Linked DNA regions of Homo sapiens: region 1 is linked to region 2. A link is an interaction called in ENCODE POLR2A ChIA-PET data of the cell type or tissue named here. Cell type or tissue: PC-9. All regions are shown on one strand. Links, peaks and the distances in the headings refer to the core of each region. The heading gives the core; the rest is flanking DNA.

Region 1 (4,395 bases), core at 241-4,240, 50 kb before region 2:
AGCAGTTTGTATTTCTACCAGTCATGTATTAGAGAGACAGCCTGTTTCCTACAGCTTTGCCAGTATAGGTTCAAGCTTTTGAACTTTTGCCAGTCTGGTAAGTAAGAAATGGTTTCTATGTGTGGTTTTGTTTGCACTCCTTTTATGTATGAAGTTGAATATCTTTCCATACTTTAAGTACCATTTTTATATCTCTTTGTATTAGTTGTTCATATCTTCTGGATATCTTTCAATAAGATATTAATTAATTTTCAGAAGTTTTTTTTGTTTTTGTTTTTGTTTTTTGAGACAGGGCCTGGCTCTGTTGCCCAAGCTGGAGTGCAGTGGCATGATCTCAGCTCACTGCAGCCTCAGGCTCCCTGGCTCAAGCATCCTCCCATCCCAGCCTTCCAAGTAGCTGGGACTACAGGCACATGCCACCACACCCAGTTAATTTTTGTATTTTTTGTAGAGATGGGGTTTCACCATGCTGCCCAGGCTGATCTTGAAATCCTGGGCTCAAGCTATCTGTCCATGCTATCTGCCCTCCCAAAGTGCTGAGATTACAGGCATAAGCCACTCTGCCTGGCCAGAAGATATTAGGGAGTGCTATGAACTAAATTCTGTCTCCCCCAGATTCATATGTTGAAGCTCTAACCTCCAATGTGATGGTAATTGGAGATGGAGCCTTTAGGAGGTAACGAAGTTTAAATGAGATCATAAGGATGGGGCCCTAATCCAATACAATTAGTGTCTTTATAAGAAGTGACATCAAAGAATGCTCTTTCTAGCCCCCCAATAAACCCCCACACACCCATGCAAAAAATGCTATGTGAGGACGAAGCAGTTGTCCACAAGCCAGGAAGAAAGGAAGAAAGCCCTTTCCAGAAACCAAACACTGGTGGAACATTGAGCTTGGACTTTCAAGCCTCCATAACTGTGAGAAAATTAGTTCCTATTGTTTAAGCCACTCAATCTATGGTATTTTGTTATGGCAGCCCAAGAAGACTAAGGCAAGGACAATAGTTTTTATCTGTGCTATATTTTGCCAATGTTTTCTTCCATTTTGTCATTTGACTTTTTAATGGTGTTTTTCTTTCCATGCAAAAGTTTTGCTTTTTTTTTTTTTTTGGGACAGAGTCTCACTCTGTCGCCCAGGCTGGAGAGCAGTGGCGCGATCTCGGCTCACTGCAAGCTCCACCTCCCGGGTTCACGCCATTCTCCCGCCTCAGCCTCCCTAGTAGCTGGGACTACAAGCGCCCGCCACCACGCCCGGCTAATTTTTTGTATTTTTTAGTACAGACGGGGTTTCACCGTGTTAGCCAGGGTGGTCTCAATCTCCTGACCTTGTGATCCGCCCGCCTCGGCCTCCCAAAGTGCTGGGATTACAGGCGTGAGCCACCGCACCTGGCCGTTTTGCTTTTTTTTTTAAGGAAGGAATATTACAGTACTCTTTTCAGATAATTGTGGATATTGTTCTCTGATTCTATACTAAAACTCAACAAGTGGTCAGCTCTTAAAGGTTAGTAGTTATGTAGAATCTGAAAACATCACTAACTTTTCATACTCTGTGACATTAAATCCATCGGTTTATCTTGCACTTTGAATGGATCTTTTTACCTATGCATAATTTTGTGACATCTTACATGGGTCATTTGAAAAATATTGGCTAGCTAACTTATGCAGATTTTCCAAATGTTGACTGATTTTAAAATACAACATCAAAAAGTCATATTAGTTAACACTATCACCAATCTCATCAGAAAAGTATTGGGAAGCTGTCAAGTTCATGGTAGCAGATACAAGCTTTTAAATTTTAAAAAATTTGTTTCATTAAGGACATTCTCAGTTCTTAAGTGAAACTAACACTCTCTTTCTGTGGTGTGTGTGTGTGTGTGTGTGTGTGTGTGTGTGTGTGTGTGTGTGAGATGAGGTGAAGAATTCTATGGCTGCTAGTACAGTTTGGGGCCACTGCCTTGACTCATGCTAAGCCTCCAGCTATTTACCCAACAATGCTTTTGTGTCATCAGTGCAGATGTCAACACAGTGAAAAAGGCAAATGAGGCTTTCATATTATTATGAAAATAGTTTTGGTCACAGATCACTTGAAAGGGTCTCAGGGACCCCATTGTGGTCTGCAGAGCACATTTTCACTGCTCTACAGGTATCCTAAATCCTTCAACCTGTATTTTCAATCCAGTTCTAACCTCAGGGGAAAAAATATTTAAATTCAGAGATGCCTCTAGGCATGAAAAGAGGTAATACAGTCCTCTTCCTTCCTACAAACTCTCTAGGATGGTTTCCCATGGCCCCTTTGTTATTCCTCATTAAGGGTAACTACTCACCTGTACTTATCTTAAACAAGGGCATTAACTGCCTCAGCTTCCTGACTAGATGCAGTTACAGGCCCGCATACCACGCCCAGCTAATTTTTGTATTTTTAGTAGAGATGGGGTTTCACCATGTTAGCCAGGCTGGTCTCAAACTCCTGACCTCAAGGGATTTGCCCACCTTGGCCTGACAGAGTGCTGGGGTAATAGGCGTGGGCCACTGCGCCTGGCCAATCTTTAAAAATATTCATAACATCTTTATAATAGAGTTGGAAACAGCCTGAAAGAAGAAAAAATAAGGAGTTGGTTAAATTAACGATGGCCAAGCTTGTGGATATTGTGAAGCAGTAGTTCTCAAAATGTAGTCTGCAGTCCCCCGAAGGTCACTGAGACCCTTCCTGGAGGTACAAAAAGTCACAACTATTTTCATGTTAACATTAAGACATTATTTGACTTTTCCCTGTGTTGATCTTTGCACAAATGGTGCAAGAACAGTAGTGGATAAAACTGCTGGCGACTTACCACAAATCAGCAATGGCATCATCCCATACTCATCATCATTTTATTATTTATTATGAAGCACTCACAGCCAAAAAAAAAAAAAAAAAAAAAAAAAGAGAGCCAGTTTAACTTAAGAATGTCCTGATGAAACAGTAAAAAGCATTAATTTTATTAAATCTGACCCTTTGGAACACATTTTAAAATATTCCACGTGACCAAATGGGAAGTACGCATACAGCATTTCTACTAGGATGGTCATCTTGAGGAGAAGCACGTGTGCAATTGAGCTGTGAGTTAAACTAGCTGCTTTTCTCATGGAACACTAGCTTTTCTTGAAACAAGGGCTGACAGCAAGGCTGCATTACACTTTCATGGCCCTAGGCACTTTTACCTTCATGAGTCCCTTCTTCTATAAAACAATAGAAAAAAAATTTTACAACCGTGTTCGTAGAAAGACAAATATATTAACATTATATATTAAAATATTTTCTTCAATATAAAAGAACTAACTTTCATTTTCTTCTGATTTTAAAAGAAATTAAGACATTTTCGTGGGCCCATAAAGTCCTGGGGGCCTGAGTACTGTTTCTAATGGAGAAGCTACACCTGACAGACAAACTATGGGTATTCAGAATTGGGTGTACGTAGGGCTGAATACTCCACGAGGCACAGTTTTAATATACAATATTAATTTATTTGTCTTTATACCAGTGCAGTTGTCTTTTTAGTGGAGGAAAGGGCCCATGCAGGCAAAAATGCCTATGGCCCATGAAAGTCATAATGTGGTCCTTTGTTTGTGGTAGACATTTTCTTGAAAATGAATGAAATGAACCTGTCATTTCTAGGAAAATCACTGTGACATTATGTTGTCAGTGATAAACTTGAGCTTTCAAGCAGAAATTACAATTTTGGGAAACTCGTATCTGCCACCAAGAGCTTGACAACTTCCCAATACTCAAAAACCTTCAGATGAGATCAGTGGTGCTATTAATAGATGTGATTTTCTAATATTGTACAATGAAATGTGTTTACATTTGTAAGATCCGTATAAATCAGTGAACTGATATTTCCCAAATGATCAATGTATGATTTTACCAAATTATGCATAGCTAAAGGACCCAGTCAAGATATAAAATAGGCCAATGGATTTTAATGTATTAACTGAGTTCAAAAGTTTATTGATTTTTTTTTTCAGGTTCTACATTGCACTTAACCTTTAAGAAACGACTCCTTGCATTTTGGTGTGGTATGAAAAAAGAACATCTGTAATTATCTGAAAAGGCGATTAAAATCCTCTATTCTTTCCCATATACATATCTACATAAGGCTGAATTTTCTTCACATACTTCAAACAAAACAACATATAGTGACCGACTGAATGCAGGAGGAGGCATGAAACCAGCTATCTTCTATTACACCAGACATTCAAGAGCCGTGCAAAACTGTAAAACAATGCCACTCTTCCCACTAATTATTTTTGTTTGGAAAGTATAATTATTTTTCTAAAATACATTATTTATGTAATATAATTTCTTTCCATGTTAACATTTTTAAAATAAATTAATAAATATTTACTTTTTCTCAG
Region 2 (4,395 bases), core at 331-4,330:
CTTCTGCCCACTGGCCCACCTGCCAAGCTGATTACCCATTTGTCCTTCCAAAGTACTTGAATTAATTTGTCTTCTCCCCTTCCCATTCTCTTCCCCTGATGCACACATCCCAAGCACACACTTTCTAGTCAAGATTGTTTAAAAATACATATTTGTACACATTTTACAGCAAAAAAACTTTTGTGGCTCAGCTGCATACCCTGAGGACTTCTGCTGAGCCCCAGTGCATAGCAGAGCATAGTTGGAAAATCACAGCTCTAGCCTCATCCACAGATGTGAAGAGTGAAACAGCACTTGGTTGGCAGGAAATCCTCAATGCTGAGTAGTAGTGGCTCCCTGAGGTACTGTAGTCTGCACTTCCAAGAGTGGGGATGCCTCTGGTCAGAAGGGAAGGTAGTGAGTCCAAAGGAAGCTGAGAATTCTCCATGAGCTTGAGTTCTGTTCGCAACTGCTCCCTTCCTTCAGCAAATCCAAGTTTCCCCCAGAGAATCCCATTCCCCTAGACAGAGCAGGTGGTTCTCCCGCGAAGAGAGTCAGATACAGGCCACTGAGGGGGTCTTCCTGGCTAGCTGAAGCAGAGCCCGCCAAAATAGCTTCTTTTCCAATGAAACATTTCTGAATATAACACCAGAAGCATCTATACAATTGGAAAAAATTGCGTGAATTTTAAGGATTGAACATGTATTGTTTTAAACATAGGAATTTATAGGTGCCTTAAAAGCATACACATCCACATTACACTGAGTAGATCGAGTCTTTTTCTCCTTTGCCTGCCTTCCTCACCAACCTCCTGCCTCTTCACACTGTGTGGGGTGTGTTTTGGTGGTGTGTGGTGGGGAGTATTGGCTTAATTTGAGTTTTTGTAAATAGCATTTGCTTGGAGCCAAATGCAGAACTAAATAATAGAGTAAAATCCTTTGCCTTGTTCTAAATCCTGAGAGTTCACTTGCCTTACCCTAAGGCCCCCGACTCTGTGCCCACCCACACCCCTACTCCCCAGTGGCAGCAGTCAGGCCCCAGCCCCCATGCTGTCTCTTTTCTGTGCCTCTGTCCTGGTGCCAGGGCTCTGAGCTGCTGAGAGCTTCGCTTTGTGAGATCACCCCCATGGCTTCCTTCAGCTTCAAGGGTGTGGGTGGCCTCTAAATCACTCTATAGTGCGAGGAGCAATAACCCAGAAAGTCCATATGAATAATACTTGGTCCTCTTCTCTGAGTCTTTAACCAAAAATGAAGTCCACTGCCCTGGCCAGAATTCTTCCTTGGCTGTTTGACAAAACTTAATTCCACAACTGTTTCCTCCCAGAGGATGACTCTTAGTGTAAGCACATCCCTCTTTGAGAATCTGACTGTTTCTGGGAATCAAAAATGTGGGTTTATATTTCCGATACTTCTGGAGTGCCAGGTTGTTTGGTTTTGTTTTCAACAAAATGTTTGGCCCTAGAAATGCAGCAACTTGCTCTGTTGCCAGGAGCTTCCCTGCCAAGTGTCTTGTGCACAGCCCTCTCCTGGGTGAGCTCCTGGACAAAGCCTCATGCCCTGGTAAACCCTGCAGACTGCAGCCACTATTCTGGCCTAGGTCATAGTCTTGAGCACCAGCTCTGCTAGGGCTACTCAGGCATTGCACTTGTCTGCAGGTGTTAGGAATTTATGTTACTGAAGAGTGAGCAATGTCATTGTGAGAGCATGTGCAAGAGCAAGCTTTCCTGCAATACCTAAAGAAAAGCAAGGGGAATAGTAGGACCTGGGACAGCAGTCCTAGGCCCATTAATTCCCCTTGCCCCTCTGACAGAATTTCGAACTCAGTATTCTTCGAATACTCAGATGCCAGGGTTGCCATTGTAACAGAATAACAGTGGCTGGGGGACACCCATTCAGTGGCTCTTCAGAAAGAACAAATTCACTGGGTGGATATAACACTTAAGGAAAATGCTCAATAAGCCACCCATTGAGTCTCAGAGCAACCTGACCAACAAGGTGAAAACCATTTAAAAGACACATTGTCTTGCTGGAGAACCTTCCTCCCCTGGGTTTCACCATGGAACTTCAGCATTACATGACTAATGGGCACGTAAATTAAATGTTACTAAGCAAGAGACTATTCTCACTTCTTGCCACCCTGAGCAGGGCAGGGAAGCCAGCCAGCAGTCACAGTGATGGGGACAGCCTTAAAGGCCCATAGTCACTTGGAAGACAATGGCAGAGCCCTTAGGGGTTTGCCCAAGCCAGGTAGGATGTTAGCACCAGCCTAGTGCTCAAGGATGAGGACAGTCACATCCACCAGCCCCCAACCCTCAGCAATGAGTACTCATTCTAGGTCCTGATAGCTGCCTTACTTTGGCCCCCAGATCACAAGTCCCTTTAAAGGAAAGCTGATCTCCTCGTCCACTGTGGCTTGTGCTTCCTTTTGTCCCAGGTGCCACCCACGGGCTCTGAACATTCATCCTAGTTTGCTTGCTCCCGCATCCCGAGCAGCATTTGAGTCTTATGTTTGAAATGGGTTCATTTGAGCCAGCAACTCCCTGCTTCCCTTTTGTGCCTCGTGCACTTGGAGTGTCCACTGTCCTTTACCTGTATCCCAAGGCTCCTTCTCTGAGACTTCCCAGCTCTCCTGTTATTTCCCACCTCATGCTTTTCTTTGCAGCTGAACCTTATTCACAGTGAAATCAGTAATTTAGCCGGCTTTGAGGTGGAGGCCATAATCAATCCTACCAATGCTGACATTGACCTTAAAGATGACCTAGGTAATTGGGGACGGGGTTCGGCACCACCAGCTGTCAGATGAAAAGTTATGGAACCCAGAATTTAGGCATTTCATCTTCCCAGACTTTACAGTGGTCAAGCCAAATTTCCAAATCCAAGATTGATATTTGAGTGTAGACGCTGAATATCAACTTACTCCAGGCCATTCCAAGTGTAAACGGTCTGTTTCATTAAGTGTGATTGGCTACTCTCTCCTCAATTGCAAATACATTGCCATCTGAATTCTCTTCCATAATGATCAAACTGACTGCTGGTTACTTGGGGAGGGATTTTTAAACGTGTTGGTTTTTGTTTGTTTTTTTGTTTTTACTTTAGAACTGAAAAATCTCAGGTAACTACAAAATGATAGTTTCTCCATTTAAACCTTAATTAGAAATGACAAAGCTTGAAAGAGAAGACAGGCCACATCAGTATGCTATTAAGCTGTCTTTAGTCCACAATTTACTACCATCACTTCAACTTTTCTTTAGAACTGAAAACAGTATATGACTGAATGCCACCTTCTTGAATTATTTGGCTAGAGGATGGTATTAAACAGAAGGGCAATATCTCCAAGTGAGTTCTTATGGAGGAAAACTGCCCCAGAGCCATGGTGTCTCCCTGTTCAAGATGGCAGATGGTTCAGGGCAGACTGAGAGGTGCCCCTCAAGTGTCCTGCCTCTATGGCTTTATCTTTGCATATGTGGCACTGTCAGCTCAATGGCACGACAGGGCTGCTCTGCTGCTCTTCGATGTAGAGGCTTGCCAGGGGAAATAGGCACACAGATGCAGCCTCCTTCCTAACCCTCAACTGCAATCTATTTTGTATCCCTTGAGCTCTCAGCTTCTGCTGTTTTTGTCAGATAGCAGACTTCCTTACTGGGAGATACACTCATTCCATGGGCCCAGGCCTGACCCACACGAACTGGGTGCAACAGTGGGCTGAAAACATGAGGACTGGACTCAAGAGTGTCCAGCTTGAACTTGTTTTCCAACTGCCTTATACAGATACTTAAAAAAAAAAAGGCCACAAGCTAGAAAAAGCAAGGATTCTATCCAAAGCACATTTTATACTAAAATACAAAGGCCAGGTGCAGTGGCTCACACCTGTAACTCCAGCGTTTTGGGAGGCTGAGGCAGGAGGATTGAGTGAGGCCAGGAGTTGGAGACCAACCTGGGCAAGATAGTGAGACCTCATCTCTACAAAAAATAAAAAACTTAGCTGGGCTTGGTGACACGTGCCTGTAGTCTCAGCTACTCAGGAGGCTGAGGCAGGAGGATTGCTTGAGCCCAGGAGTTCGAAGCTGCAGTGAGCTATGATTGTGCCACTGCACTCCAGCCTAGGCAACAGCAAGATCCTATCTGTAAAAAAAAAAAAAAAAAAAAAAAAAAAAAAAAAAAAAATTAAACCATAAAAATAAGATAGGCTAGAGTAAGAGATGGGCCTGGAAAAATATTGATAGAGATCGGCCCATATGTTGAGGGGAAAAAATAAAGGCAGTCCTCTACATATATCAATACTGTTCTCTGGGTTTTCAAGAGAAATCCCTTGAAGGTAGACAAAATGGTAAATGTCACAAGAATAAAAATCAAAGCCTGCAAGTTGACTGCTGCAGACAGAATGGAGAAACTTGTTGTTTTGGTTGGCCTGATGGTC

Evidence for each region. ChIA-PET counts read pairs that join two places held together with the same protein. Peaks named below come from ENCODE experiments on the same cell type or tissue, not always from the same donor. Only the 100,000 strongest peaks of a DNase experiment are listed, where the experiment ranks them.
Region 1: POLR2A ChIA-PET joins it to region 2 with 5 read pairs; 2 of 35 experiments call an interaction of 5 or more read pairs at or near these places.

Annotation. Positions count from the first base shown.
Region 1 is chr5:135,401,584-135,405,978 of GRCh38, reverse strand. No RefSeq gene overlaps it. Among named protein-coding and RNA genes, the nearest start is that of MACROH2A1, 4.6 kb to the right of the region's middle. RefSeq lists an enhancer at 2,008-2,574. In PC-9, for the core only: no CTCF peak of the experiment used is centred there; a DNase peak (open chromatin) is centred at 1,958.
Region 2 is chr5:135,351,291-135,355,685 of GRCh38, reverse strand. It overlaps MACROH2A1 (macroH2A.1 histone), which reads left to right. Exons shown (of 9, transcript NM_138610.3): 6 at 2,641-2,740. Among named protein-coding and RNA genes, the nearest start is that of MACROH2A1, 46 kb to the left of the region's middle. In PC-9, for the core only: no CTCF peak of the experiment used is centred there; no DNase peak of the experiment used is centred there.